Regions from separate parts of the Mus musculus genome. Here region 2 is linked to region 1. The links are chromatin loops, found by intact Hi-C in ENCODE. Cell type or tissue: left cerebral cortex. All regions are shown on one strand. Each heading gives the region's core, and the rest is flanking DNA. Links, peaks and the distances in the headings are about the cores only. Region 1 overlaps Tnfsf11 (tumor necrosis factor (ligand) superfamily, member 11). Region 2 has its middle 12 kb from the start of Mir1971.

Evidence for each region. A loop is a pair of places that touch in the nucleus more often than their neighbours do. Peaks named below come from ENCODE experiments on the same cell type or tissue, not always from the same donor. Only the 100,000 strongest peaks of a DNase experiment are listed, where the experiment ranks them.
Region 2: it touches region 1 in a loop (2.5-fold over the local background); 9 of 42 quality-filtered maps call a loop at or near these places.

Annotation. Positions count from the first base shown.
Region 1 is chr14:78,263,078-78,278,563 of GRCm38, reverse strand. It overlaps Tnfsf11 (tumor necrosis factor (ligand) superfamily, member 11), which reads left to right. Exons shown (of 5, transcript NM_011613.3): 5 at 1-1,118. Among named protein-coding and RNA genes, the nearest start is that of Tnfsf11, 37 kb to the left of the region's middle. In left cerebral cortex, for the core only: a CTCF peak has its summit at 4,807 (motif pointing right); DNase peaks (open chromatin) are centred at 2,303, 3,498, 4,245, 4,786 and 1 more place; H3K4me3 peaks cover 512 bases; H3K27ac peaks cover 1,491 bases.
Region 2 is chr14:78,195,553-78,212,070 of GRCm38, reverse strand. No RefSeq gene overlaps it. Among named protein-coding and RNA genes, the nearest start is that of Mir1971, 12 kb to the right of the region's middle. In left cerebral cortex, for the core only: a CTCF peak has its summit at 9,097 (motif pointing left); DNase peaks (open chromatin) are centred at 7,855 and 9,069; H3K4me3 peaks cover 606 bases.

The sequences.
Region 1 (15,486 bases), core at 1-8,000:
GGAACATTAGCATGGATGTCCTAGATGTTTGGAAACTTCTTAAAAAATGGATGATGTCTATACATGTGTAAGACTACTAAGAGACATGGCCCACGGTGTATGAAACTCACAGCCCTCTCTCTTGAGCCTGTACAGGTTGTGTATATGTAAAGTCCATAGGTGATGTTAGATTCATGGTGATTACACAACGGTTTTACAATTTTGTAATGATTTCCTAGAATTGAACCAGATTGGGAGAGGTATTCCGATGCTTATGAAAAACTTACACGTGAGCTATGGAAGGGGGTCACAGTCTCTGGGTCTAACCCCTGGACATGTGCCACTGAGAACCTTGAAATTAAGAGGATGCCATGTCATTGCAAAGAAATGATAGTGTGAAGGGTTAAGTTCTTTTGAATTGTTACATTGCGCTGGGACCTGCAAATAAGTTCTTTTTTTCTAATGAGGAGAGAAAAATATATGTATTTTTATATAATGTCTAAAGTTATATTTCAGGTGTAATGTTTTCTGTGCAAAGTTTTGTAAATTATATTTGTGCTATAGTATTTGATTCAAAATATTTAAAAATGTCTCACTGTTGACATATTTAATGTTTTAAATGTACAGATGTATTTAACTGGTGCACTTTGTAATTCCCCTGAAGGTACTCGTAGCTAAGGGGGCAGAATACTGTTTCTGGTGACCACATGTAGTTTATTTCTTTATTCTTTTTAACTTAATAGAGTCTTCAGACTTGTCAAAACTATGCAAGCAAAATAAATAAATAAAAATAAAATGAATACCTTGAATAATAAGTAGGATGTTGGTCACCAGGTGCCTTTCAAATTTAGAAGCTAATTGACTTTAGGAGCTGACATAGCCAAAAAGGATACATAATAGGCTACTGAAATCTGTCAGGAGTATTTATGCAATTATTGAACAGGTGTCTTTTTTTACAAGAGCTACAAATTGTAAATTTTGTTTCTTTTTTTTCCCATAGAAAATGTACTATAGTTTATCAGCCAAAAAACAATCCACTTTTTAATTTAGTGAAAGTTATTTTATTATACTGTACAATAAAAGCATTGTCTCTGAATGTTAATTTTTTGGTACAAAAAATAAATTTGTACGAAAACCTGCCTGGTGCTTTTTGTTCTTGTTCGCTTTCGTGTGGGTCTTGCTCTGCGATCCTGTTCTTTCCAATATGATAATGTGGCTTCTATCTTTCTCCAAAGGTTACTGGGAGAAGTGCAGATTTAATTAAAAACTAGGAACAGATTCAATTAAATTAATGAACCTTGGAATTTGAAAAATAATTTGCAGGGGATTTGTATGCAAGGATGTAGCCAGAGAGAAAACAGACTTTTCACTCAAAAAAGGAAAAGTTTTCTCTCCTCAAATCATGAGAAAAATATGGTGCTTTGAGCTGGGGGGAAATTGGGGCTTGCTTTCCCTTACCGTAGTAAAGGGGGGCTCACTTTGGCCTGGACATGTTTCCTCTTGGAAATCAGTGTGGATGAGCTGTCTAAACCACGTCGATTACTCATGAAGGGCAGAGACCAGAAAACAGTCAGCTTGGGAAGGCACAGCAAGCCATTCTCTGAGATACTCGTCACTGGAAGATAAATGTTTTAGGATGATAACAACAGCCTAGAATAGAGGGAGGGATAGCAGATGTTACAGAGAAGAAACCGTAAATTTTAAACAGCGGAGCTATCACGGTGGGACTCGATGGTGTTGGCCACATACACGGACTATTTTACATCTGTCAGTAAATCTGAGTCTGAACAGTGCAAAACGTGACTTGGGCACTGTGTATCCCGACAGCTGCTGCTTGTTTCAAGGAAGAATTTCGAGGAGCAGCCGAGTTTCTGCAGCTTCCGCAGACATAGAATTTTGTTGCGGCCTCATGAGCTACCCAGCTTAGAGCCTGCTCCAGCAGTTTCGGCTCGCTCATTTCATATTACTTTGTGCAGCGTCAGTGATGTGCTAGTTACAGTCCCAGGCACCATGGCTACGAAGGCAGGTCTCCCAGCCCCAGGCTCCTGTTCTAGCGCTGGTTCTGCTTATGTTAGATGTGGCAAGGAGCATGCGCTGCTTGATCCAAATCTTGGGAATCTCAGAGTCTAAAATGAAACCGCAGGAAATGGAAAGAAAGTACAATGTGGGCACAGAATATTCACTATTAATTTTTACTGAGGGGTAGCATGTTAGTTATTTTTGAACTGCTGTGATTAAAAATCTAAAGTGAACACCTTAGGGGAAGAGAGGTTTATTCAGGCTCAAGATTTTAGAGGTTTCGATCCTCCATGTTGGGGAGATGGCGGTGACAGCGGGGCGGTCAAGGAGCAGAAAGCATGCCCATACTGCAAGTGGCTCTGTCCCTCGGTCCTCTCAGGAAACGTCCATGCTGACATGCTGTGCCTTCCTGATCAGTCCAGACTAGCAGACCCTCAACATCGGCTATCCATCAAGAATAACCAACTTGCACTCTCCCAAAGATGCAGGGGCAAAGTGTCAGGATCGCCTGCGGTGATTCGTGGGGGCTGTCCAACATGTGAAAGCAACATGGCTTCACATGATGCCAAGAAGAACCTCCTTGGCAGCCCTGGGGGATTCAGCCACAGTGTGATGTGGAGGATAATGAACGCTACGCTATGGCACCTCAGGTCGGTTGGGGGAGGGGAGACAATGACTTAGTGACTTATTTAGAAATCAACCAGTGTTTTAAAGTGGGTAACGGCAGGGATGGGATATAGTGAGAGGCAAGAAGCCACCTCGCTTCCGGTCATGCCTCAGTTTGCCAGGCTCGGAGCAGCATCTTCTAAGTGGGTTTAAAATGCAGGCGGGAACACACAGCACGTCCCTGCTTCCTTCTCTTCCTTCTGCTTTGCTTTCCTGTGCATCTCTTTCTTGTGTCTGCCCCCTACGACTGAACCCTCCCATCCTCCGCCTGCCCAGACTCCCGTGTCTCCCATCGTCCTACTTTGCTTTCTGTTGCTATGACGGAAGCCGCAACAAAAGCAGCTAGGGAGGAAAGGGTTTATATGGCCTACATGTTTCAATTGCAGTCCATCGGAGAGGGAAGTCGGGGCAGGAGCAGAGGCAGAATCTGGAGGCAGACACTGAGGCAGAGTCCACAGTGGAGCACTGCTTACTGGCTAGCCTGTTTTCTGATACCACCCTGGACCTCCATCCCAGGGGTGGCACCACCCACAGTGACCTGGACCTTCCTGCACTAATCATTAATCAAGAGAATGTCCCACAGACCTACCCAGAGGATGATCCGATGGAGGTAACCCTCCAGTGGACGTTCCCTCTTCCCACATATGTCTAAGTCTGTGTCAGGTTGATACAATCTGGTCAGCATACTCATGGTCCTTAGGCTGTTGGGTCTCCTTGAGATGAACGTATGTCCCTAGAGTATGTCCCTGCCCCGTCACAGCTGACTCGGTGGGAGGCATGACAAAACAGTGTAGGAAACCTGTGTCTAGTGGAAGTAATGGATCTGAGCTGCTGGCTCCTTTTACCTGCAGCATGTCAGCCCTCTTAACCTGCCAAGTCTGGGGAAGGAGAGCATGCCAAGTCCCAGGTTATCTGTCTTCCTGAATCAATTTTTACAACCACACCAGGCCCATGCATCCAAAAACTGACATGAAGCGATTCTTACTTTAGTGTGTTAGCTTTCTCCAAACTGTCTCGCTTTTTGCCATTCATTTGAAAAGGAAAAAAAAAATTGCAATGGTATTTTGTCTACAGCTATAAAACAAGCATCCTTTTTTACTAATAACGCACTTATGGGAATTCTTTTGTTCTTTTTTAACTTTAAAGATTTACTGTGTGTGAGAGGGAATGAGAGAGAGAGAGAGAGAGAGAGAGAGAGAGAGAGAGAGAGAGAGAAGACGAATGCTCTGGAACCAAAGGGGGCCTTCTGATCCCCTGGAACTAGAGTCACAGGCCATTGTGAGCATCTTTACATGGGTGCTGGGAAGTAAATTCAGATCTCTGCTAAGTCACCTCTCCAGCCCTGTTTTTATTTTGGTAACTTGAAATTCTATTCGGGGCTCGGTACTACGGCATCTTAAACAACATTCCAGTTCTTTTGTTTTAATTAGAGATGGCCTGAGCCAGGAGCGTTGGCATCTGAGCACAGATGATGGGCATCCCAGATCAAGCAAAGAGCACAAATGGCTTCTCTTCCAGCTTTACTCAGACCGTCAGTGTATCAGATGCTGCCCGCCCACACTGGGGAAGACAGTCGTGACTCAGCTGATCAATTCCAGAAATACCCTCACAGACACACCCAGAAATAGTGTTTTCCTGTCTGTCTGGGAGTCCTATAGTTGTTCAGTGGATCTGCCTCATAAAACTAACTATCATGCGACATTAAGGACTCCGAGTCACCTGTAACATAACTTAGAAGAAGTTTGCTATTTTAGAAACCCAAACGCGCTTGGACAATGGCAATTTTACTTCTCAACTTGATGGGGGTTACCATGGAAACAAATCTCTGATCATGCCCCTGAGAGAGTATCTAGATTAGGTTTGTTGAAGTCAGACTAGACTTGAATGTGGGCAGTACGATTCCCTGGGCTGAGTTCATGCCCAGGTCGGCAGTACAGGAGTCATTAGGAGCGTCTGGTCCGTGGGGATGAGATAGAACAGTGAGATTCCATATTAACCCAGGTTTCACGGCTATTAGTACCAGCATCTGTTTAGCTCAGAGCATGTAACTCAGGAGGAAGACTGGCAGAATCATCAAAAATCATCCAGTCGCTGAATGTCTACCCAGACAACAGAGGGCGCCATGTGCCTGTGAGTCCTGGGCTACCCAGACACCAGGGGGCGCCATGTGCCTGTGAGCCTTAGACAGAGAGATAAAGAAGAGCCTTTGCAGGGTGAATTCTCAAAGTATCCACGAAGTCCTGCCTTGAAACTATGATGAGCTCTGTTGACCTCTGAATGGGTATGGCTGCTATAACATAACAGACAAACTTGGTGGGTTAGAACTGCAGAAATGCATTCGCTTTACTTCTGGATTAAGAGGTTGAAACAAAGGCGTCGGCGGGGCCATAACTTGGAAATTCTGAGAGCCAATTCTTCACCTCTCTGGTTTCCAAGGATCCAAGGAGTTTCCAGTACCAGTCTTGTTTCAAATTCTGCCTCTGCCCCGTCTTCACACTTTCCATACCTTTGATTTCCAGTCCTCCATCTGAGCTCTTTATTTTATTTTATGTGTGGGCACCAGCATATCACAGGTGGAGTACAGAGGTCAGAGGACAAGTTCTTCGGGGAGCTGATTTTCAACTCGGTCCTCGGGCTTCACACCCGAGGCCTCCACCTAGTGAGCCATCTTACCAGCCTCATCTTTTCTTTCTTATAAAGGAACAGGGCGTGACGTTTAGGGCCCACCCTGACCTCATCTTCACATACAGACTTATGCCTGCAGTGGCTCTTTGACTGAGGAAAGTCACATTCACGAGTCCCAGAATTCATAGGCTGTCGACATGTCTTTTACTGGGGGCCCTTCCACCTACTAGACTCTCCGAAGCATCATGTCTAAAGTCTCAGCGGCTCTGTTGCCAGCCACTCTCCTCTCCTCCCTTTTGGGGCCTTGGCTTGAGGGAGGGATTGGGAACGAAGAGACTGTGATTATGAAAATAACAAGCAAAATACAGAGCGATGCACATTTCTGTGTCTGCAAATTTCTAAAAATGTGGAGGCAAACCCCAGGGGAGGTTCACAAATACCAGCGTGTATCTGTGTTGGAGAGGTGGGATTATGGGTGTTTTCATCCTGTTGCCACGCTGTTGTTACACCGCTATTGAAGTCGGCAGTAAGGGGCATTAAACATCTTTTCAACATAGGAAAGAGACTCTGGCTTTTGGAACAATCTAGGTTCTGAGCGGTGGCCCTGTGTGCTTTTGAAGTGGAATGCCCAGGGGCTTGGGCCGAGCACTGGGGAGCTGGAATGTGAAGGAGCCAGCTTTTTGAGCTGGAAGAAGCTCTGATTTTGTTTACAGCCTTTGACTTGGATTACATTCCTGATTACAGGCTAAATATACCTGTGGGAGTCGGGCTCAGTCACCACTGCTGACTGCATCACTTTCTCCCAAGATTTGCCTTCCCTCTGTCTTCCTGATTCTAATGAAGAGATTAGGAAGCAGGATGCGGTTGAAGAAGGGAGAGCAGGGCCCTGCATGCCTCAAGTGTCTGTTTAAGGGGCTCAGAGTTAATTTTTCAAAGATTACTTTGACAGCTTGTTTTCTGCCGTCAACAGGGAGTAAGCAAGACAGGGACGAAGATAAATTAATTGAAATGTTTTCTTAGCATGTAACTGTGGCATGGTGATTTAATCAGGTATGCATCTTTGTAAGGGATTGTTACAAGAAGCTCAGAGTTAAATTGTATCTTTTTGGATGATACAAGAGAGCTTATGGAGAAAGAATTCTTTTTTTATAGTAGAAATTATTTTGTTGTACCCAAGTTCCTATCAACCCAAAGAAGTCTAACTTGGAAGATTATGGTACTTACAGAGCATCTACTGGCCTTGGAACAGAGGTAAGCTTATGGCCCGTTAGCACTGTGAGAATTCAGATGTTCTATCAGTAAAGTCTGATGAAAGGAAGTAAACTCCTCAGAATTCACTAAAGGAGCATGTAGGGACATACTGATCAATTGGTGGTAGATCTAAGTGGGGATTAATTTAGGGGAATTGCCTTATGTCAATATGGGAGGCTGAGAAATTCCACTTTCAAACTTTAAAATTTTTTAAATTTAAATGCACCATTTATTTATTTATACCCCAAAGACTGCCTCTGATTCCTGGTCCCTCCCTCACAGAGAGCTTCTCGCCATACCCCCTCCCCTTCTCCGCTGAGAGGATAGATTTCCTCCTGGGTATACCCCAACCCTGGCACATTGTCTCTGCCAGATTAGCACATCCTCTCCCACTGAAGCCAAACAAGACAGCCCTGTTGGGTTAGGATACCACAGTCAGGCTTCAGCTTTAGGGAGAGCCTCCACTCCAGTTGCTGGGAGTAGGGGGTGGGCACATGGAAACTTAGCTACATGTGTGCTGCATATGAGCCAGGAGTTTTGTTCCAGCCCATGTGTATGTTCTTTGGTTGATGGCTCAGTCTCTCCCAGGAGTCCCAGGAGAGTCCCAGGAGAGTCCCAGGAGAACTCCCAGGAGTCCAGGTTAGTTGACTTTGATGGTCTTCCAGTAGGGTTCCTATCCTCTTCAGGACCTTCAGCACTTCCCTCAACTCTTTTATAAGAGTCCCTAACCTCTGTCCAATGTTTGGCTGTGGGTATCTTCATCTGAAGCTGCTGGGCAAAGCCTCTCAGAAGACAGTTATGCTAGGCTCCTGTCTACAAGCAACACAGAGTATCATTAATAATGTCAGGGATTAGCATATGCCCGTAGGATGGGTTTCAAGTTGGGCCGGTTATTGGTTGGCCATTCCTTCATTCTCTACTCCATCTTTGTCCCTGCATTTCTTTTAGACAGGGCAAATTTTGGCTTGGTGTCCTTATCCTTCCACTGAGGGTCTTGACTGGCTGTGTTAGGTGGCCACTTCAGATTCATGTCCCCACTGTTAGGCATCTCCACTAAGGTCACCCACATTTTAAAGCTGGGGATGCTGATAGTACTATTTAGTTGAACTCACAAGGCCTCAGGATTGGGGTGGAGGGCATAGATAAGAGTCCTACACTCTAAAGACCAGGTAAGGTCCAGAGTTCTGATATCAGAGGGCAGGGGAGGAAGCGGATACCCTAGCTGCAAAATGGAGAGACTTTTGGCTCTGTGTTTGTTCTGTTCAGCTTTCAGCTGTTTGGATGGTTTCCCCATTGTGAGAGGGGACCCTCCTTTCAGTCTCCTTTGAAAACACTCTCCCAGACATACTCAAAATAATTCCTCATCAGCGGCCCACATGTGGGCTTCACTCTAGTGCACATCTAAAAAGGAACCATTGTAGGCTTAGGCTTTCCTCTAAACCTACTTTATTTAGGTTTCTTAAACATTTCAGCCTCCCTTCTAGCCCACTGACCAGAGGTAGAGGTGGGGAAAAAATGAAGGTTTTTAGGAAAATAAGGATGTGAACCTGTTTAGAAGTAGTTCTTTGGGGGTGATTCCATTCTTTGTTGTCAGGACACACAAATCATTAGCAGCAGCTCTGTCCAGCAGAAACTGCAGGGCTCCACTAAATCTGCATGAGTCAGCAGAAGATGCAAGAATTAGCCGGAATACCACAAGACGCTGTTTGGCATGTTTTTCTCTATGAACTGAAGACCAGCAAAGAGTTGTCTGGCTAGCAAGCAAGGACCAGTGAAGCATTACGTGGTGTAGCAATGCAAGAAAGACCTCTCCAATGTTTGCAGGGTTCCATTTATACTCGTTCCGTACATCACACACCCTCTCACAAGTCTGCTTCAGCCACATCCTCTCATGTGCCTGTGCAATGAAAGCAGAGGAACTCATTGTGTCTTGTTATTTATTTGTTTGTTTGTTTATTTATTTATTTATATTTACTTTACACCCTGAGCCCAGTCCCCTCCCTCCTCTCTTGTCAGTCCCACCCTTATATATCGCTCTCCCCATTGCCCCTCCCTTTCTCGGGAAGCCACTCTTGGGTCCCACCCCACCCTGTGACTAGGCACATCTTCTTCCACTGAGGCCCAACCAGGCAGTCCAGATAGGGGAAGAGGAACCAATGGGAAGAAACAGAGACTGAAGACTAAACTACACATTTGTTACAAGTGAGTAGGGAGTCTAGCATACTCCCTGGCTGGCAACTCAGGCTCTGTGTGCCCCCAGGGTCCCAGGTCATTGTGTCTTGTCAATGTTTATAGTCATTGTTCTTATTGTTGTTGTTGTTGTTGTTATTATTTTAGACAAGATCTCACTATGTAGCTCTGGCTGACCTAGAACTCTCAATATAGATCAGGCTGACCTCAAACTTTAGACCTGCCAGCCCCAGCCTCCTGCATTTAAGTCACATATCTTTGCATTCATCCTATTCATCGTCTATAGATTATTAAAATGAGCCATCTTATGACTGATATGCCTTGGTTTTGTAGGGGGCTCAGGGAAAGTTTTGTGGTCATAGGAGTCCTTAGAAAATGGACTCACTCAGTGTCCTGGCTCTACTGTATACAGATCCCGAGTTAATCTAGGGCTGACACATATTTTAAAGTATCCATTTAGTATCTTTTTCTGTGAGCAAAGGAGAGTGTAGGGGGCACTGGTGGCATCATTTTTGACAACTCCATTTGGCTGACGGGAACAGTCTAGGTTTGGCTCACACAGGTGTTCACTGGGATCCACCCAGAGAGATTAACAGCCACTTTTCATTAGGGGAAAACACTGCAGAGAACTGTCATCTGCCTCCCTCAAATGTGGAGGACTGCTGGGCTGAGAGTGATTGAGGAGAAGCAGACGTTTTACTGATTCACTACATGCAGGTCATAGATGTGCTTAAAATCACCGAAGCTGCTCCGGCCTTGTTCCATGGGGTACAAAGGCTGATCAGCAAATACAACTGCAGGCTCTCGATGGCCAGGAACTGGTAAGAGCAGAGCCTTCCTTAACTAGGTTTAGCCTTTGTCTTCTACCCTTCCCCCTTCAAGTTGCTGAAAGACCTAGTCTCCTCCCTTTGCCTCATTGCTCCTCTGAAAATGTGCTATTTGTTGTTGAAGATGCTATATAAGCTGGAATTCAAAACTCCCTTCTTGGAAAATACTTATTCAGGCTGGGCATGGTGGCACACGCTTTTAGTCTTAGCATTTGGGAAGGAGGCAGAGGTCGACAGATCTCTGGGGTCTCTCTGAGTTTGAGACCAGCCTGGTCTAGAGAACAAATTCCAGGACAGCCAGGGCACAGAGAAACCTTGTCAAACAAATGAACAAACAAACAACAACAAAACAAAATCCAAACCAAAGCAAACCAAAATAAAAAGCAACAACTCCCCCCAAAACAAACAAAATAACAATAACAACAAAACAACAAAAACTAAGAAACAAAAACCCCAAACAACAAAACAAAACAAAACAAAACAAAAACCCTATGACTTATTCACAGTATCTTGCACATACTTCTGAAAGATATGCCTCCATTTCCTTTTGTTAGCCTGTTTTTCATAGCTGATCCATCATGTCATACCTGCAAGGGTTCTGATTTCCGCTAGAGTTCCTCTCAGGTGGATGCTCCTATGGATGTTGAAATGAATTCCCAATGATTTCAGAAGTACATATACTCTCTCTGTTTTCATCTTACACTTCCGTGTCAGAACTCCCACCCCTCCAGCCCATTCACTTCAGCTTTGTTAAGGTATTGCTATTATCAGCAGTCTTTCAAAACAAAGTTCTCCCCTTATGCCTGAGAAGTACCGTTACATCCACTCGTCAAAGATAGCAATAAGCCAGAAAGAAACGCTGTCTTATACCTAGAAGACTTATGCCGCCTTATGTCCGTGATTACAAATTATGGGCTGAGCCCAGCAGTTGTGGTATGTATGCCTTTAGTCCCAGCCCTTGGGAGGTGGAGGCAGAACTCTGTGAGTTTTAAGCCAGCCTGGTTTGCTGAGCAAGTTCCAGGATAGCTGGGTGCACAGAAAAAGCTGTCTTGAAAAACCAAACCAAACCAAACCAAACCAAACCAAACCAAACCAAACCAAACCAAACCAAACCAAACCAAAAATGGATCAGAAAGTTTCAGGTGGCTGAAAGTGTTGAGACTGTTGTATACTGTATGTTCAGTATACTGTTGTATACTGAACATTATTTTAGGGCTGATCTTGTACAGTCTGTTTTAACCCTATCACCGTTCTACATGGTAACTGTCAGAATTCCTCTTTGCAGACTTAAAAACAAAAATGGAATTTGCAGGGTGTGTGTGTGTGTGTGTGTATGTGTGGTGTGTGCATGGTGTGTGTGTGTTGTACATGTGTGTGTATGGTATGTATATGTTTATGTGGTGTCTGTGGTATGTGTGTGTTTATGTGTGGTGTGTATGTGTGTGTTATATGTGTGTATGTGATATGTGTGTATTTATGTGGTGTGTGTATGTGTGGTATTGGCGTAATGATATTTATGTATTTATGTGTAGTGTGTGTGCGTGGTATGTGTGTGTGTGGTGTGTATGTGTGTATAGTGTGTGTGTGTGTGATGTGTATGTGTGTATAGTGTGTGTGTATGTGTATATAGTGTGTGTGTGGTGTATATGTGTGTATAGTGTGTGTGTGTGTGATGTATATGTGTGTATAGTGTGTGTGTGTGTGTGTGTGGTGTATATGTGTGTATAGTGTGTGTGTGTGGTGTATATGTGTGTGTGTGAACTGAATATAAGTGTGGAGCTTTCTCCAGCCTGCCTGCTGCTGCAGAGCTGACTGATGTAGGTCCTTCTGCCTTAACTGTCCTCTCACTTACCCCAGTTTGGCTTTTCCCATCCTTCGGTTCCTCACCTTAGTCCCTCCTCCTCCTGACTTCACTCCAATCTTTCCTTTGTGGGTTTCTGCTGCTGCTTACATTTTAACCATATTCACCTAAAGTGCCACTGATTTTGTGTTTCCGTTGCCTTCTGACTGTTTGCTGCGTTAGTATCAGGAGTACTGTTCGTGTTTCTCTCATATTCCCACAGACACTGAGTGCATGACAGGACAGAGAAGACTCCATTAGAGGATGCTTGATGTGGGATGCTCGAGCCTACCTGGGTCCTCTCTCAGTCATAAGTATCCCCAGCACTTATGGGTTCTTGGAATTCCCATCCGTCTTTTTCTGGGCTACATAACATGGAGTGAGTGGAAAGTGGTAAGTTTACATTGAGAATTCTTTCAGGTTCAGGGCAACTACATGGGCCCCCACAGGAGTGGGGTGAAGACCACATGGGCAGAGACTACGATGCTGTGAGATCAGGATCCTAGACCAGTTTTCAATGATCATTTTTAACTTGGGGTAAAAGCTTAACTTTCCTCTAACGCCACTTCATTGTTCATAAAATTGAAATCATAACGGCCATCTAATGTACCTCTCTAATAACCAAGTAACTTATCTTCTGGGTTTCCGAGAGTTCATGTAAACAACACATGTAGATATCGAGAATGAAGTGAACGAGGGACTGAGTCGGTCAGCGCTCACAGCTTTCCTGAGCTTTCTCCACGTCTGCTCATTCTTGACCCTGGTTTGGTGCCACCTCCTCACCAATGAGCATTCCTAGGGGACACCCAAGGGACCAGTCAGTTCTTGCCCAGGTTTCTGGAGTGAACTTTGTGTTCAGATCATTACAACATTAATGGAAAAAAAATGGAGAGCAGGCAGGAGAAGCAAGTTAGGGATTTACTGGCAGCATAATAATGGCAGCAAATGACAATAGAGTGTGTTCGTGGAAAATACTTGGAAAAGCGAGATGCTATGTGTTCTCACTACAAAAGGATAACTGTACAAAATAATGCACTTAACAACGCATGTGTATTTCAAAGCCTCATGATGTATAGGACAAATGCATGTAATTTTGTTTGTCAACTTTAAAACTATGAAATAAAGAACTATTCTGTTTAGATTTGACATTTCAAATATTTTTCTCTTGTTGAGCTCTGGTTTCACCATCCTGAGTGTGAGTTTATTTCTTTCAAATTCTCCCTTTCTAAAGTGGAAGAGAAAATAGAGGGCAGAAAAGAGGTTCCCCTGAATCTCAGTTGCAAAGGATCATTCGCTCGCTCTGACAGTGGAGCCCACAGTGCTCTCTAAGAATCCTTGAATCAGGGCCTGGGGCCAAGTCTTTTCCCTCTCTCTGAGCCCATCTAGATGTAGCTGATGTGTATATCTGTGGTGGGGCTGATCCAAGTGCCATGGGGGGCCTCGTGGTGAAAACAAGGGAGTCCAAGAAGATAACAGCCTAAATAATTATTCCTCATTAAAACAGGTAACTATTTAAGGACCACCCAGATCTATTGATTTTTCTATCCTATAGCTTCCCAGACCCAAGTGCCTAACAGTTAATAAAGGCTGAATAAATTACTGAACAAAATCTAAGTAACCCTTTATCTCCTTCTCATTTTTCCTCCTCCTCTGCCATCTCCTCCTCTCCTTCTCTGTGTCTTCTCGTGTTTCTCCTTCTCCAGAGATATGTGAGTTCTGGCAGAAAGAAAAATCTCCAAAGAAAGGCAACATGTGTTTCAGATCACAAGGACTGGTCAGAGAAGGTAGATTTGGGGCATTTGTTTTTATATCTGTGTATGCTGGAGTGGCACAAATTAGGGTAGTTTTTATCTGCAAATAACAGACATTCCTAAGTCAAAGTGGCTTCAATAATGAGAAAATTGCTTTTCCAGTGGAGTTAGAGACCCAGAAGTATGTCAGGCTCCTAGTGTGCTCTGCCCAGACTCCAGGGTCACATTTCCTCCACCCAGGTCAGGTTGTGCTTTGTGTGTTGTCTTCAGCCCCAAGATGGCAACAAATTGATCATAGCAGATCCAGTCTCAAGCCCAGATAGAACGCTGTTCACAGGAAGAAAGCAAGCCCAGGGATTCCCCAATGCTGAGAAGTGACAGCTATCAAAGTTCAGATCTTCAAAATGCAGAACTGGGTGAGCCCCACACGAAGTGATAATTCTTCTCCTCTTCTTCCGTATGATGGTGGTGATCATCATCGTTTTCGTCGTCTTCTTCATCATCTTTTTTAAAATTTTCAATATTAAGGATTGACATTGGGACCTGAGTGAGGGCCGAGCTCTACATTTTCCTCAGTTAGCTCTGGCACCTGTCCAACACTAGTGCCTGCATCTTCTCTGTCCTGTTTTGGATATGAAAGATGATAAGAAGGTTTGGTCCCCTAAGCATCAGAGTTCAGGTGTGAATTTTAGGAAGGGATCAGGCCGTGAGAACTCTCTATTGAAGTGTGAGGACACTCTTAGCAAATGGAATCCCAGTTGAATAAGGTCCCCAGGGGTGTAACAAGAACATATAACCTTACCCACTAACCCTTCCTCCCCTGACCCATTAGCTCAGCTTCCTGACTGCTAGGAGGCGAGCAGCTTGGTCTCACTAGACCCTCCACCCACGATCTTCCTGAGCTAGAGGATCATGATTGAAACCCAAAACTGTGAACCAAAATTGTTCTTCTTTTAAATGGTTTTTCCCTCTGGAAATTGCCACAGTGATAAATGGTCTAACAATTTCTGGGGTTGTTGGTGCAAGGCGAGTGTGTGTTTAATCAAAGATAGTCCATCTGACAAGGACTCATTTCCTGAGCCCTCCCCTTTGGGCTGATTAGCTAACCATCTTATAGAAGTCCATCTCCCACCAATGGAATGAAACAAAATCATGGCCTATGTCAAATGAACAACAGGAGCCATGTTGGCCCCTGTGTGCTTGCTGCCCCAGTAGGTGGATTCTGACTCATCCACACCCTCCCCCCTTCCATCCCCACCTTGCTGAGCTGCTTTCACTCTGTTTGTTCCTTTGTGAGACTCTGAGATTATTCGTGATTTTTTTTCCTAACACTACTTTCTGTACTAGAGACTGTATTTCCTAATACCCATGTCATGGGGCCATGTGACAACTTCTCAACAATACAATGTGAGTAGAAATGAAATGTCACCTATAAGCCCTAAGGGGGTTAGGAAGTGGTTTGGTTTTTTTGCTTGCTTGCTTGTTTGTTTGTTTTTCTGTCTTGACTTGAAGCAGAAAATTCTGATGCCTGAGAAACCCAGACTAACAGTTGCAAGAAGTCAGGACCCTGGAACTTCTTATGGAGGAAAGCTATGCCCACACCTACAGTAACACCTGGTGTGTGGATGAAATATATAGACTTCTGTTGTGTTAAGCAACAGATACTTTGAGATTCGTTTATTACTGAAGCTAGTATTGCTCTGCTAATATATGCTATTTCAAAACACAGAGCTATTAAGCCTGTCTTAGAGTTCTTATGAAGATCACAAACTCCTAATGCAACTTTTCTGCCATCTGTTCATCTCAGCAGGGTTCCTAACTCTAGTCTTTATGAAATACTGACCTATCAGGAAACTACAGCCTCCCACTTTAGCCTCATGCTCACAAGTGCAATGACTCCTCTACTTTGACAGATGCCCAACACAGGCCTGAGTCACTGATACTGCAAATCTTTCAACTAAGTCTGTGGCTATTGGATAGGGACAATTTTGTATTCTGAGACCCTTGGACAAGGTCAGAGAAAGAATTTCACACCCAGTTCCCTTCAAGATCTCTTCACAGAAGGAGATGGAGGCAGCTTTTGTATTCAATTACTTTTTAGCAAGTAACTTCTACCTAAACCACACACACACACACACACACACACACACACAGAGAGAGAGAGAGAGAGAGAGAGAGAGAGAGAGTGCAGTTGGACCATAAGAATTAACATTCATAATCAAGAAGAAAACACATTGCTAGATGTCTGGGTAATTTTAAAGACTTTTGTTCCATAGATCAGGAAAGATTCTGGCCTTCAGAATAGTTAATATATATCCTATCTTGAAGAACCAAATAC
Region 2 (16,518 bases), core at 4,324-12,323, 71 kb after region 1:
ATCTTGTCAAATGCTTTTTCTGCATCTAACGAGATGATCATGTGGTTTTTGTCTTTGAGTTTGTTTATATAGTGGATCACATTGATGGATTTTCGTATATTAAACCATCCCTGCATCCCTGGAATAAAACCTACTTGGTCAGGATGGATGATTGCTTTAATGTGTTCCTGGATTCGGTTAGCGAGAATTTTATTGAGGATTTTTGCATCAATATTCATAAGAGAAATTGGTCTGAAGTTCTCTATCTTTGTTGGATCTTTCTGTGGTTTAGGTATCAGAATAATAGTGGCTTCATAAAATGAGTTGGGTAGAGTACTTTCTACTTCTATCTTGTGAAAAAGTTTGTGCAGAACTGGAATTAGATCTTCTTTGAAGGTCTGATAGAACTCTGCACTAAACCCGTCTGGTCCTGGGCTTTTTTTTTTGCTGGGAGACTATTTATAACTGCTTCTATTTCTTTAGGGGATATGGGACTGTTTAGAAGGTCAACTTGATCCTGATTGAACTTTGGTATCTGGTATCTGTCCAGAAATTTGTCCATTTCGTCCAGGTTTTCCAGTTTTGTTGAGTATAGCCTTTTGTAGAAGGATCTGATGGTGTTTTGGATTTCTTCAGGATCTGTTGTTATGTCTCCCTTTTCAGTTCTGATTTTGTTAATTAGGATTTTGTCTCTGTGCCCTCTAGCGAGTCTAGCTAAGGGTTTATCTATCTTGTTGATTTTCTCAAAGAACCAACTCCTCGTTTGGTTAATTCTTTGAATAGTTCTTCTTGTTTCCACTTGGTTGATTTCACCCCTGAGTTTGATTATTTCCTGTCTTCTACTCCTCTTGGGTGAATTTGCTTCCTTTTTTTCTAGAGCTTTTAGATGTGTTGTCAAGCTGCTAGTATGTGCTCTCTCCCGTTTCTTCATGGAGGCACTCAGAGCTATGAGTTTCCCTCTTAGAAATGCTTTCATTGTGTCCCAAAGGTTTGGGTACGTTGTGGCTTCATTTTCATTAAACTCTAAAAAGTCTTTAATTTCTTTCTTTATTCCTTCCTTGACCAAGGTATCATTGAGAAGAGTGTTGTTCAGTTTCCACGTGAGTGTTGGCTTTCTGTTTTTTTTTTTGTTATTGAAGATCAGCCTTAGTGCATGGTGATCTGATAGGATACATGGGACAATTTCAATATTTTTGAATCTGTTGAGGCCTGTTTTGTGACCTATTATGTGGTCAATTTTGGAGAAGTTACCATGAGGTGCTGAGAAGAAGGTATATCCTTTTGTTTTAGGATAAAATGTTCTGTAGATATCTGTTAAGTCCATTTGTTTCATCACTTCTGTTAGTTTCAGTGTGTCCCTGTTTAGTTTCTGTTTCCATGATCTGTCCATTGGTGAAAGTGGTGTGTTGAAGTCTCCCACTATTATTGTGTGAGGTGCAATGTGTGCTTTGAGCTTTACTAAAGTTTCTTTAATGAATGTGGCTGCCCTTGTATTTGGAGCATAGATATTCAGAATTGAGAGTTCCTCTTGGAGGATTTTACCTTTGATGAGAACGAAGTGCCCCTCCTTGTCTTTTTTGATGACTTTGGGTTGGAAGTCAATCTTATCAGATATTAGGATGGCTACTCCAGCTTGTTTCTTCATACCATTTGCTTGGAAAATTGTTTTCCAGCCTTTTATTCTGAGGTAGTGTCTATCTTTTTCTCTGAGATGGGTCTCCTGTAAACAGCAAAATGTTGGGTCTTGTTTGTGTAGCCAGTTTGTTAGTCTGTGTCTTTTTATTGGGGAGTTGAGACCATTGATGTTAAGAGATATTAAGGAAAAGTAATTGTTGCTTCCTGTTATTTTTGTTGTTAAAGTTGGCATTCTGTTCTTGTGGCTGTCTTCTTTTAGGTTTGTTGAGGGATTACCTTCTTGTTTTTTCTAGGGCATTGTTCCCGTTCTTGTATTGGTTTTTTTCTGTTATTAACCTTTGAAGGGCTGGATTCGTGGAGAGATAATGTGTGAATTTGGTTTTGTCGTGGAATACTTTGGTTTCTCCATCTATGGTAATTGAGAGTTTGGCTGGGTATAGTAGCCTGGGCTGGAATTTGTGTTCTCTTAGTGTCTGTATAACATCTGTCCAGGCTCTTCTGGCTTTCATAGTCTCTGGTGAAAAATCTGGTGTAATTCTGATAGGCTTGCCTTTATATGTTACTTGACCTTTTTCCCTTACTGCTTTTAGTATTCTATCTTTATTTAGTGCATTTGTTGTTCTGATTATTATGTGTCGGGAGGAATTTCTTTTCTGGTCCAGTCTATTTGGAGTTCTGTAGGCTTCTTGTATGTTCATAGGTATCTCTTTCTTTATATTTGGGAAGTTTTCTTCAATAATTTTGTTGAAGATGTTTGCTGGTCCTTTGAGTTGAAAATCTTCATTCTCATCCACTCCTATTATCCGTAGGTTTGGTCTTCTCATTGTGTCCTGGATTTCCTGGATATTTTGAGTTAGGATCTTTTTGCATTTTCCATTTTCTTTGATTGTTGTGCCGATGTTCTCTATGGAATCTTCTGCACCTGAGATTCTCTCTTCCATCTCTTGTATTCTGTTGCTGATGCTCAAATCTATGGTTCCAGATTTCTTTCCTAGGGTTTCTATCTCCAGTGTTGCCTCACTTTGAGTTTTCTTTATTGTTTCTCCTTCCCTTTTTATGTCTAGTATGGTTTTGTTCATTTCCATCACCTGTTTGTATGTTTTTTCCTCTTTTTCTGTAAGGACTTCTACCTGTTTGATTGTGTTTTCCTGTTTTTCTTTAAGGACTTGTAAGTCTTTAGCAGTGTTCTCCTGTATTTCTTTAAGTGATTTATTAAAGTCCTTCTTGATGTCCTCTACCATCATCATGAGATATGCTTTTAAATCTAGGTCTAGGTTTTCGGGTGTGTTGGGGTGCCCTGGACTGGGCGAAGTGGGAGTGCTGGGTTCTGATGATGGTGAGTGGTCTTGGTTCCTGTTAGTAGGATTCCTACGTTTACTTTTCGCCATCTGGTAATCTCTGGAGTTAGTAGTTATAGTTGACTCTGTTTAGAGATTGTTCTTCTGGTGATTCTGTTACCGTCTCTCAGCAGACCTGGGAGACAGATTCTCTCCTCTGAGTTTCAGTGCTCAGAGCACTCTCTGCTGGCAAGCTCTCTTACAGGGAAGGTGTGCAGATATCTTGTTTTTGGACCTCCTCCTGGTCGAAGAAGAAGGCCCAAAACAGGGCCTCTCTCAGAAGCTGTGTTGCTTTGGCAGTTCCCAGAAGCTGTCAGCTTCTGTGGTGCAGACTCTCACCTGTGCAGACAAAATTCCTAAGTTCCAGGGAGTCCTGGAACCAAGATGGCGACCGCTGCTCCTGAGGCTGAGGCCTCCTCCCGAGCCAGGCGGACACCTGTCCTCTGGTCTGGAAGGTGGCCGGCTGTCTGCAGCCTGCAAAGGGTACTGCCTCAGCGGCTCTGTGCTTCTGCCTGTCCCAGAAGCTGTCTGGTTCTCTGGCGCACCCTCTAACCTGTTCAGACTAATTTCCTAGGTCCCGCGGAGTCCCAGAACCAAGATGGCGACCGCTGCTGCTGAGGCTGAGGCCGCCTCCCAAGCTAGGCGGACACCTGTCCTCTGGTCCGGATGGTGGCCGGCTGTCTGCGGCCCGCCAAGGGTGCTGCCTCAGCGGCTCTGTGCTTCCGCCCGTGCCAGAAGCTGTCCGGTTCTCTGGCGCACCCTCTAACCTGTTCAGACTAATTTCCTAGGTCCCGCAGAGTCCCGGAACCCAGATGGCAACCGTTGCTGCTGAGGCTCCCGTTCAGCCTCTTATGTGTGTTTTTTTTCAGGATTTGAACTTAGGTCCTTGCGCTTGGAAGGCAAGTGCTTTCCCAACTGGGACATCTCCCCAACATCCCTGTGATTGTTTTTTAAAGCCAATGAAAGCCTTTGGGACTCAGCCTCTTCTTCTTTTCCTTTGTTGCCAGGACATTCAGAATTAAGTTTATTATGTGGGCCTCCTTTCTGATACAATTACTTTCTTCTTACCCTCTTCTTGGTGTGACAAAGCAGAAGCAACCTAACTGTGGAGTCCACAGATATGATCTTGGCATTTCACACTGTTTTAACTATTATAACGTCATGGTTAGCTTTCTATCACTGTGACGAAAACCTTGAAATTAACAACTTAAAGCAGCCAGGTATGTTTGGGCTTTCAGCTCCTGTGGTTTCCATCTCTGGCTGTTTGGTCCTGTTGTTTCAGGCCTGCGATCACACCCTATATCACAGTGGAGACAAACTCCACAGGAGGCCTGCTCACCTCCTCTGGGAAACAAGAGACAAAGGAAGAACTGAAAAGCATGGAGCTCCTCTTCATTTGTGCAATGTCTCCCAAAGGCTTTTGCTTTTAAGGCCTGACCCCTAGCTGGTGGCATTACTGTGGGCTGGAGGTGTGGGGGTGTGGAGGGGCTTTAGGGGACACAATCTCATTGGAAGAGCCAGGTTCCTGGAATGCCTTCAAAGGGTATGTTAGGATTCTGATCCCCGGCTTTGCCTTCTCATTTCCAGGATGTGGGCAGCTTTCTTCTTTTGTGCCTTTTGGTTACATTTCCATCTTGCCATAGGCCTAAAGAAAAGGAGGCAGTTAGCCTTGAGCTGACACCTCTGAAACCATGAGTCAAAGGAAACATTCCTTTATTTCACTTGTTTCCTCTGTGTTTTGTCACAGTTTCAGGGACCTGACCAATATACTTCTCCAATGACTTACTAACTTCATCCTGGAAAACCCCGCCCACTGAAGACTCCATTGGCTCTCACTAGTACCACAGCCTGGTGACTAAGTCTTTAATACACGAACCTTCAGAGGACCTTTATCCAAATTACCACACTGTATGGCTTAAATATGTACAACTAAATTTTATCTGCGTATGCTATATTCAAAACCTGTATATTCAACACGATAGCTGGATAGCTTTAGAAAAATCACATTAGCCCTTAAACATGTCCTCATTGGCAAAATAATTTTTCAAAGTTGTGAGAACTAGAGATAATGATATAAAGAACCTGCTGCTTATTGACTGCTAAATAAAAGGTAATTTCTTACTAACTTATTCCTTCCTTCCTTCCTATTAGTGTTTGTTTGTTTGTCTGTCTGTCTGTTTGTTTGTTTTGCTTTGCTTGGTTTGGTTTGGTGTTTGAGCCTGCAGGATTTCTGTTGCTATAGGCAAACCACCTGAAATCATAACTGACAGATGCAGAATACAAATGTGCAAACAACACTTAAGAATCTGGGTTGGTCACTTTGCCTTGATGTGTTTGTGTTAGGCCAGTGCTCTTCCCTATTGGGTACCCCAGGAGTACTAAGACAGGCTCCTGTTGGAACGTAGCATCCATCTGATACATAGGTTTGGCTTCACAGCCTTCCTGATCTTCCCTCCCTTCCCTTGTTTCCTCCTTGGGTTGGGACAGCACTGAGATCTTCCCACTTTTCCAGGCTACTCCTTACCCTTCCCTCCTCATGTTTCTCTCATACATGTTTTCTACAATGAATTTCTCTTGCTTTGAATCTTGTCTCAGAGGCTCCAGCAGGAGGTGATTGACACTTCTTTCCTGGAGAATGAGCCCTACCTACTGAGAGCCTCACTATGCTGTCCATGTCTGTAGACTTGTGCACCATGGCCCACATATGCAGTGGCTCAGCACACTCTTCTTAGTCTTTCTAAGAGTCCTTGGTCATGTTCTAGAAAAGAACTGGTCTACACACCATAGCTTCTATTGTGTTCATAAGATAGGCAGAAAGAAATGCCCCGGAGCATGTTTCTGGTGCCCAGGGGGTGGACTGAGATATTTAGAAGTTTTCCTATGAGTGTTTATAGCTAGTATTCCTTTTCTTTAAACCTAACACCTCCCACCCAGGAGCATTCCTTCTTGATGGAATTGCATTTTAACGCAGATTCTTCACTGTTCTCCTTTTCTGCCTTAATCAATAAGGTGCCGAGAGCAAATAGCTTGACATCTATTAGCTAAATCAGTGTGAAAACATCGTTGGGCTTATTACTGTGCCTCCGAGTCTGCTCAGGGAGCTGAAACTAATTGGAACTATTTTAAGAGCCCATGAATTTGGGACAGTTTTGTGCCACCAGCCTCAGCTGGGACACCCAATCTTTTGAGTCCCTCTGCATTTCTTGAACGTGACTTGCTATGAACCCACATTCAGCTAGCAACTTATACTAGGTACTAGGTACTAGGTAAGAGCCTCAGTCATGACCATGGTTCAGGCAACAATGGTTTTCAACTGGAGTGGAACTTCAAAGATGAGAGTAAGCATCTGAAGGACATTGTAGAAAACCCAAGACAGACAATAGGATACAGGGACACAATAGGCCAACAGCTCAGCTGGTAGGGGTGAAGTCCTGCTAGACGATAAAAGCCAAAGTCTAAGTACAATGGTACCCAAACTTGTGAAGGTCAATGTTGTGGCTCTAATTAGGACTTGACCTGAACTGCCCACTCTACTTCCTTTAAGATATGGCTCACATTTTGAATACTTGGTCCTCTCTCGGTGGTGCTGTTTTGGGAGAACCCAAGCTGATGGAGTAGGTCACTAGGGAAGATTCTTGGTGCTGTATTATCCTTGGCCTCTTCTTTTTTCTTCTCTGCTTCTTGGTCAGCCATGAATAGCACCCCTGTCATACAATCCCACCACCATGAACAAGCACATGGGACCAAGCATGGACTGAATCTCTGAAGCCGTGAGCCATATTAAACCCTTCCACCCTTTAGTTGTTTCTCTCAGGAGTCTGCCCATAGCGATGCAGATGCCACTGATACAGGTGACACTCCCTAAGAAGGAAGGGTATGGCCAGAAATAGCACAGCAGAGACAGCGGTGCAGACAGAAGGACCAGGAAGCTAGCTATTGGCACAAGACTGGCTGAGAAGCAAGAGAGAAGGCCAGGATGGGGACAGTGGTTATGGATGGAGCCAGGAAAGCCCAGAGCATCATGGTAGTTGTAGTAGTAAAAGCCACTGAGGACAAAGGGGAATGCTTCTGACTTCTTTATTAAAAGGAAACAAGGATGCACTCTGGAAAGGCAAAAAGCCAGCTTACTACTATGGTGGCGCACAGTCAGTGAGACTTCAAGTCACAAACCAGCTCATCTTCTTGAACGGGGACAGTAGGTCAGTGTCACACTGCAGGGTTAATAGAGTGACAAATCCTAAGGTCTAAAGAATGACTAGGGTAGGGGTTGGTGGTTGTGCAGGGGAGAAGAGAACAGAAAGAAGTGAAAAATAGAGGATGCGTTGCAAATCAAAACATTGACATTGCCACCAAAAAGTAATCAAATACCCCAGCAAAGGAGCATAAGGCCTTTGTGTCCCAACATCTCCATCAAAAATGTCACTTAGCATATGGGCTTTCTTCCGTTCATCTCCCGAGACTCTGAGATTATTTAGAGTAATTGCTCCAGCACAGGGAACATGGAGGGTAACACGCACACTTAGGAGTCATGGTTGGTATTCCTCTCCAGCTAACTTGGTTCTATGTAACCTGGACGTTTAGCCCCGCTCTCAATCAGATCACACTAGAGTCTTTCATGCTCCAAAGCCAAAGCACAGCTATTGCCACCGCCACTCTAGACACGAAGGCTCCGACTGCAGTTCACACAGACAGCTAAGCCAATTGTGGTAAAAGGAGCACCAATCTTAGGAAATTTGTGACCCGAAGACTCACTGACTGTGCGCCACCAAAGTAATAAGCTGGCATTTTGCCTTTCCAGAGTGCATCCTTGTTTCCTTTTAATAAAGAAGTCAGAAGCATTTCCCTTTGTCCTCAGCGGCTCCTATTACTACAACTACCATGATGCCATGGGCTTTCTTGGTTCCACCCATGCTCCACCCCCATTGGCCACTGTACATTCTGCCTTTCCTGGCAAGAGCCTCCAGGTGTTCAGTTTCTGATCCTACAATGACACCCCACTGTCATGCCTTTGCAAACTCTTTCTCCTTTCTGAGAACTTCAATTTTAGCTGTTCGCTCGTTTGCTTAATTACCCTTGTTGCTGATACTCACAAAAAAAGGACTGAAGATGTAACAGATGGTGCCTAGGGATGGGTGGTTACGGAGGCAAAGCTGTCAACATACCTATCGCCAGCCCATTTTAACGTGCGCATTATGTCCCCCTGTGGACTGCTGTAAGGAACTAAGCTGATGTGTGCTGCAGGCGCCTGACTGTACATTGAGCTTAGTAATGCCTTTTCCTTCCCATGACTCTCCCCTATATTTGGCTTCCTGGTGCTTTTTATAATGATCTCTGTTGCATCTTTAAAAACTATTCCACCTCATTTAAAATGTGGCATAAATGATGTGGGGTTTTTGACAAATTAAGTAATAATAAGAAAACATTTTCAATATTCTGCATTTTTCCATTAAGCTCCAAAAAATAGTGATTATAAGATCGCCATTTTCTCTCCACTGTTAACGATGTGTTGGGCCTGGTTTCATTAAAAACCTCATTATTCAAAGATTTATAACTCAGCCCAGGAAATCTCTTTTGAAGTTGTAAACATATCTGATCTCAGTTTTGAAACTTACATTTAAAGTATTTCAGAGGGAATTGAATATCCAGTGAGGGAACCTGTAATAAAGGAGGGCATTAGAATGATAAAATCAATACAATGAAACTTCATACAGACTCGAGGACAAAGGGTTAGAAAATAGAAAGAACAGATATTTGCAAGTTAGACACGGCTTTGTCATGGCTCTGTGTCCAAATAGCTGTTTGAGTTTGAATAATTCATAATCTGAGCTACTTCTAGGCTTTTAAAATGTCAATTGATTATAAGTATGGATGGAATTCCCTTTGGTAAGGAACTGGAACACTGCTGCTTCAGGGGTTGGTGCAATATAAGTCAGCACATGGACTGCTGTGTACTAACCCCAAACTGCAGGGGTGTTTGGGGCCTAGGAAGAGGATACCAGAGCCAGTTTGAAGTGCTACCACTGGCCAAAGGGGACAGTCTGGCAGAGAGAGAGGGTCAGGGCTCAAATGACAAAGCAAGCAGAGAAAGCTGTAACAATGGGTTAGAATATGAGTAAAGAATATGTGATTTGATGCCCTCTTCTGGCATGCAGGTGTACATGCAGATAGAGCACTCATGTACATTAAAATAAAATAACCACAAAACAGTACATCTAGGGTCCAGAGAAGTGGCTAAGTAATTAAGAGTACTGGTTGCTGTTCCAGAGGACCCAGGTTCAATTCGCAGCACCCACATGGCAGTTCACAACTGTCTATAACTCCAGTTCCAGGGGATCTGACACCCTCACACAGACAGGCAGACATACAGGCTAAACATCAATACACATGAAATGATGAACAAACAAACAGTAAATCTATAAATCATTTGGAGTATGTAGGAATGTATTATGATAGTGGGTCTTCTTATTGAAGAATGTTTTCCTCTGTGTATGGTTTTTTTTTTTTTTTTTTGCTTTTGTTCTGGTTTATTTGTTTGTTTAAGTTTTATTCCATAACATATTTTTAATTTCTGGGAGAAATAAAAGAAAGTACTTCCAAGTACTAAAATTAAAGGTGTGTGTGGTGGTTTGAATATGCTTGGCCCGTGGGAAGTGGCACTATTAGGAGGTGTGACCTGGTTGGAGTAGATGTGGTCTTTGTACTATTGTTTTTCAGATACAGAAAGCAAGAGGAGGAGAGAAGAGAGAAGAAGAAGAAGAAGAAGAAGAAGAAGAAGAAGAAGAAGAAGAAGAAGAAGAAGAAGAAGAAGAAGAGGAAGAGGAAGAGGAAGAGGAAGAGGAAGAGGAAGAGGAAGAGGAAGAAGAAGAAGAAGAAGAAGAAGAAGAAGAAGAAGAAGAAGAAGAAGAAGAAAGAGAGAGAGAGAAGCTCATATATATAAAATAAGACACCCGAGCTACAAAGTGTACACCATGAGTCAAACCATTCAACCTGCATGAACATATTCCTTCAAATGGAACATCACAAATATGGAGTGAAATCATAAGATCTGGTCGAGTGTTGCTCATTATTGAGGTCATGAGATGCAGATATGGATGCAGAAGGTGCCAGAGCAGAGAAAGGGATAGGCATAAGGTGTAAAAGAATGTTGAGTAAACTAAAAGGAGCCCGCTGAGATGTGCATGGGGCGATGAAAGTTCCTGTCAGGCGTTTAAAAGACTGGCTATTCCAACATCTGTGGTGGTTTGAATGAGAATGGCCCTTAAGGACTCATATAGTTGAAATACTTGGTTGCTAGTTATTGGACTATTTAGGAAGGATTAGGAGGTGTGGCCTTGTTGGAGAAGATGTGTCACTGTGGGTGGGCTTTTAATTCTCAAAAGCCCCATGCCACACCCTACTTCTTTCTCTGTTTCTAATAGGCTAATAAGATGTGAGCTCTCAGCTACTGCTCCAGCATCATGCCTGCCTACTGCGGTGCTTCCTACCATGATAGGAATGGATTAGCCCTCTGAAACTATAGGCAAGCTCTCAAATACATGTTTTTCTTTTATAAGTTGTTTTAGTCATGGTGTCTCTCCACTGCTACAGAAAAACAACTAGTAACATTTCTTCATGTTAGCTCTAGAGCAGAGATTCTCAGTCCCCTTCTGGGGAATCAAACAACTTTTTCATAAGGGTCACCTAAGGCCACCAGAAAGCACAGATCTTCACATTACAGTTCATAACAGTTGCAAAATTACAGACATGAAGCAGCAACAAAAGTAAGTTTATGGTTGGGGGGTCACCACAACATGAGGAACTGTATTAAAGGGTCACAGCATTAGGAAAGTTGAGAACCACTGTACTAGAGGGTAAGATTATAGGTAGATTTGATGCTGTCTGAGAAACAATCTTCTCTCATTAGATTTTGCCATAGATGAAATAGAAACCCCACCAACTAGAAAGTTTAGTTTCCACAATGATTAATCAGGAATGCAATTTTAAAACTTTTGACAGGTGGGGACAGTTGGTCTGAATTGGGTTTCTCAGCAGATTATCTGGCCAGAAAGTAATCAGAATTATACAAAGAGGTGCTCCAGTGTTCATGAACCCCAAATATAATATTTAAACCCAGTGAGTGCTCTGTTTTCTTCCATGTCCATCACTGTTTTCAAAGCATGTGCAGATGACGGGATTCATCACCCATATGATAGTATATTTGTCTACACAACTATAATAATGCATGAAATCTGGGAGTCTTTTTTATTTTCCTTTCTTCTTTTTTCCCATAAATTAAAACTATGTTCTGGAATAAAGCTTAAACAAACAAGCAAGCAAAAACAAAATCACAAAATCATACACAGAGGAAACCATCCTTCAACAAGAAGACCCACTATCATAAAACATTCCTACATACTCCAAATAATTTATAGATTTTGTTTTGTGGTCATTCTTATTGTTTGTTTTTAAAATGTATATGAGAACTATATCTGCATCTACACCTGCATATGAGAAGAGGGATCAGATCCTATTACAGATGCTTGTAAGCTACCAAGTGATTGATGGGAATTGAATTCAAGGCCTCTGGAAGATCAGCCAGTGCTCTTAACCACTGAGCTATCTCTCCAGTCCTAAGTTGTTTAGTTTTTTAAGACAAGGTTTCTCTGTGTAGCTCTGGCATTCCTAGAACTTGCTCTGTAGATCAGGCTGGCCTCAAACTCACAGAGATCTTTTTTCCTCTGCCTTCCAAGGACTAGAATTAAAGGTGTGTGTGGTGGTTTGAATATGCTTGGCCTGTTGAAAGTGGTACCACGAGGAAGCATGACCTGGTTGGAGTGGGAGTGGTCTTGTTGGAGGAAGTGTGTCACTGTGGGGGTGAACTCTGAAGCTCCAGCCAGTGTAGAAGAGTCAGTCTGCTCCTCACAGCCTTCTTTTTTTTTTAATTAATTAATTTTTTTTCCATTTTTTATTAGGTATTTAGCTCATTTACATTTCCAATGCTATACCAACAGTCCCCCATACCCACCCACCCTGACTCCCCTACCCACCCACTCCCCCTTTTTGGCCCTGGCGTTCCCCTGTACTGGGGCATATAAAGTTTGAAAGTCCAATGGGCCTCTCTTTCCAGTGATGGCCGACTAGGCCATCTTTTGATACATATGCAGCTAGAGACAAGAGCTCCGGGGTACTGGTTAGTTCATAATGTTGTTCCACCTATAGGGTTGCAGATCCCTTTAGCTCCTTGGGTACTTTCTCTAGCTCCTCCATTGGGGGCCCTGTGCTCCATCCATTAGCTGACTGTCCTCACAGCCTTCTGATCAAGATGCAGAACTCCTTCTCCAGCACTGTGTTTGTCTGGATGCTGCCATGCTTCCCATTGCGAAGGGCTGCTCCACCATCTCCAGGAACAGGTTCAAGAACACCACATACTTTTTGATGGCAAACAGTCAGTACAATCTTGGTATTTGCCTGAACTGTTCATTCACAGTATTTGATATCGATGGTTCTCTCCCAGATAATGGGAGCCAGCCAAGGAATAAAGATAAGAACATCTTTCCTCGTGGATGTTAGCACCTTTGGCTGGGAATAGGTCATCCTTGACAGAGTTTCAACTTCCTGGACATCCTACTGCTTGATAGCCACACTAGCAATATCTCCTGGGTCTCCCAATTCCTGGCTTCTGGGGCTCAGAAACTCACACCCAAAGAAAACTAATACAAGCACTATATGGGGAAGGATTCCAAGGTAAAGTGAGCAGCATTTTGGTCTTCAGTCTGCAGCCCAGATAACCCAACAATGGGCATCTGTGAATGAAAAGTCCAAGAGTCCAATAGTTTCTCAGTTCCACAAGGCTAGGTGTTTCAGCTGGTCTTCTGTGGAAGCTGAAATCCTGAAGAAGTGGGTTCCAATAGATGTGCTGTCAAGTGCAAACAGGCGAAGAAGGAAGCCTTTCTTCTTCGATTGTCGTTATGTAGTCACAAGGTATGGCCCAGATTAAAGTTATGTACCAGCATGCCTGGACCTACGTTGTTCTTTACTTGGAACTTTTTCTGTCCTAGACTGACCTTGAATACAGAGATCTGCTTGCCTACTAAGATGGTCCATTAAGTCCTACTTAAAGCAGTCTACTGCATCCCAAATCTGAAGTCCCCAAATCCACATTCTTTCAAACAAAAGCATAGTCAGGCCAATCATAGCAATCCCCCAGTCCCTGGTACCAACTTCTGTGTTAGTTAGGGTTTTACTGTTGTGAAGAGACACCATGACTCAAGCAATTCCTATAAAGGCAAATATTTAATTAGAGCTGGATTACAGTTTCAGAGGTTTAGTCCATTATCATTATGGCAGGAAGTATGGCAGCATGCAGGCTGACATGATGCTGGAGAAGGAGCTAAGAGTTCTGTGTCTTGGTTGGAAGGCAGCCAGGAGAAGATTGATTCTTCCACACTAGTCATACCTTCAAAGTCTACCCCCACAGTGATTCACTTCCTCTAACAAGGCCACACCTACTCCAACGAGGTTATACCTCCTAATAGTGCAACTCCCTGGGCCAAGTATATTCAAATCACCACAGTGTGCACCACCACAACCCACCTGTAGATTTCCCTTTAATCTCTTAAAATATCTCGTGTGTGTGTGTGTGTGTGTGTGTGTGTGTGTGTGTGTGTATGTGTTGGAAGATACAGGGACATCTAACAAATTTAATGGAAGGTTTATTTTAAGACTTTAATTATCAGTAATAACCCTCCTTTTTAGAAGGCATGTGAGACTGATTCCCAATCAGATGGCTGCTTCTTATAAAGGAAGTGATTCAGTGGTGTGAAAGAGGAATTGAAGGAAATAGGAAGGTAGGAAGGGGTCATGAGACAAATCGGCATGTGTGCAGAGAAATTAAAACAACTTGAGATGTTTGAATAAAAAAGAAATCAATTCAGACAAGTGTTTACCAATCATTAACAGGGTAAAGAAACAGATTCAGGGCAGAGACTCTGGTGTGACTCACTCCTAGTATGTCTCTAGACACAGACTATCTCGCCTCCCACCAGCAAGGGAGGAGATCACCACCCCACAACAGTAGAGGTTAAGAAACACTACCATGGCTATGGTACAGGAGGGACAATCTTCCCTCCCTGCAGCTTCTGCTCAGATGAAGAATGGTCACTGGGCTGTGGCCACAGGAGCATGCCTTGGCTCCAACATCCTTTAAGTTCTCTGTGAGCACACCTGCCTGGCCTGACCCAATGCACGCTGGAATCTACAGATACAAAAAGTGGTGCTTGCTCAGAAGAAAAGACTGGGGGAAACAAGAGAGGTTTAGCTATTTCTGTATTGTGAAAGGATTTGCTTGCCACTTATACTCAGAAGGGGTCAGAAGCAGCAAGAGCAGTCTAAGAACCTCTGGTTTAGATCAGAGCTTTGTCAACTATTCCCAGAGATGGTTGTCTCACTCCTTGTTTAGGCTGCATGAGCCACGGTCTCCATGGTAACCAGCTCTGTCACTTTAGCAGGTAAAGAGATAATTCACAAGTGAATGAGAATGGCCAGATTTGGCCCATAGCTATAATTTTCCAATTCTAGGTCGGGAAGATAATTTCTTATGTTGGCATAGTATAACCTCCCAAAATGTGCTGACATTATTGTTAAGTGCTTGCATGTTGTAGTTTTGTGTGTGTGTGTGTGTGTGTGTGTGTGTGTGCACGTGCTGAAAAAACTACTTATTATTGTAAGTTCTCTCTCAAGTGTAGATTCTTGCTTCTAACTGATAAATTTCTATATCCAAATGGGAGTGAAAGTGGCAGAGACCATGAAACTGACAAAGGGACAAAGAGACTGGCAACAAAGAGGCTTTAAAGGAGGAAAGAGAGCGAGGAAGACAGGAGAATCAAGAGGAAGGAGGAAATGCCAAGAATGAAGGGGTCCAGCAGGGAAAGGGGATACAGACATAAGTGGAGGAAGAGTCAAACCAAAGGAAACATGTATGAACCCCTCATATGAAAACCTGCTGCTCTGTAAGGTGTTTTGAACCAGCAAGTCCTATAGAAACTAGAGAATATTGGCAGCAGCTTTATCTGACAATGAAATAACTGCTCCTTGTGTTGCCAGGTTCCAAAGAGAAAAGATCCTTAATGCGCCGTTCAACTTCCAAATCTCTTGGAGCCTGAACACTTCATTAGCTCAGACATTTTCAGTGGGATGTGTGACAGATCAATGGGCACCTTGCTTGTGTCTTTACCCTGGAAGAGGGAAGAGAATAATCTAAAATTGCTATGTTTGAACCAAATCACAACCTTTTATAAAACTGTCACATTCTATCAACATTGCCAAAGGAGGCCAGAAACAGTACTCCGTTGAGGGAAGCGTACATTTTCATCATGTCTACATCAATATTATTCTCAAAAGTCACAAGCTCATTTCCCCACATATTCACAATATGTCAACTATCAATTCTTTGATTATTACCAACGGCCCGGTTTACAGTCTTTGAGAAGGCTAACCAGTTCATACGAGTTTATGATCACATTTTAATTATACAGTATCCAAGATTCTTAATGTGAAACCACAGAGCATACATGTTTAGGCCAAGGAATGCCTGATACCCTCAGTCATGAAAGGTGATCTTAGTTTATCATTTATCCAACTTGTAAGGTCAGTGAGGAAGCAGGACAGACAAGGGACTTGGGGACAGGGGTGGGGGTAGGCAGAGGACATCTCTGAATCTCTGCATTCAGTCTACCATCTGCTTACAACATATGGAGGAGAAAGGGCAGAAAGTATGTCAGGGAAGGGAATGAGAACTGTTCCATTTTATGTCCACAGCTAGCCCCAAGTCTCCATCACTGGCAGCCCATGGCACAGAAAAGGCAGGGATAATGAGAATCAAACTGTTTTGTTCTAGGGATCAATTGCTTTACTGTCTGCAACTGTCATTTTAACCAAAGCAGAAGAGCTTTATCAGATGCTATGTCCAAGGGTGACATGGATTGGGAATTTGTTTTGTGGATGATGATTGGGAATTTTATTTGTGGCTCACACCAATTGGGAACTCTACAGCACAACAGAGATTCTAGAATCAGTTCTGTCTTTGAGATGGTTATGAAGAGTCACCCTGTCTTTGCAGAATAAGAAACTGGACTACACAGAGGTGAACTTACAGTGTTGTGGTATGAGGGTAGTTGGAATGTCTCTAAAGGTCCCTGGAGATCACAGGCCATGGTGATGCTATTGGGAAGTCCTGAAACCTTTGGGAGGTGGAACATAGAGATATCTCTTTATGTCACCAGGGGATCCAGCTATATTTTATGCCATTCTTGTGAGAGAAATGTTTTAAAAGGAATAAACTTGGCCCCATCTGTCCTCTTCTTGTCTGACCTGTCATTCGCTTGTCCCACCACTGTCTACCAACATGTCCTTGAACACCTAACTGTGATTCAAATAAAACATTTCGTTATATAAAGCCATATGCCTTAGATATTTCATTATACTTACAGAAATCTGACTAACACACATGACCTCTTAGAGTTCAACACTAAATATTTAGGTATATATTGATTAAATCTTCTGGGGGGAAAAAAAGGACCTGAATTCTTTT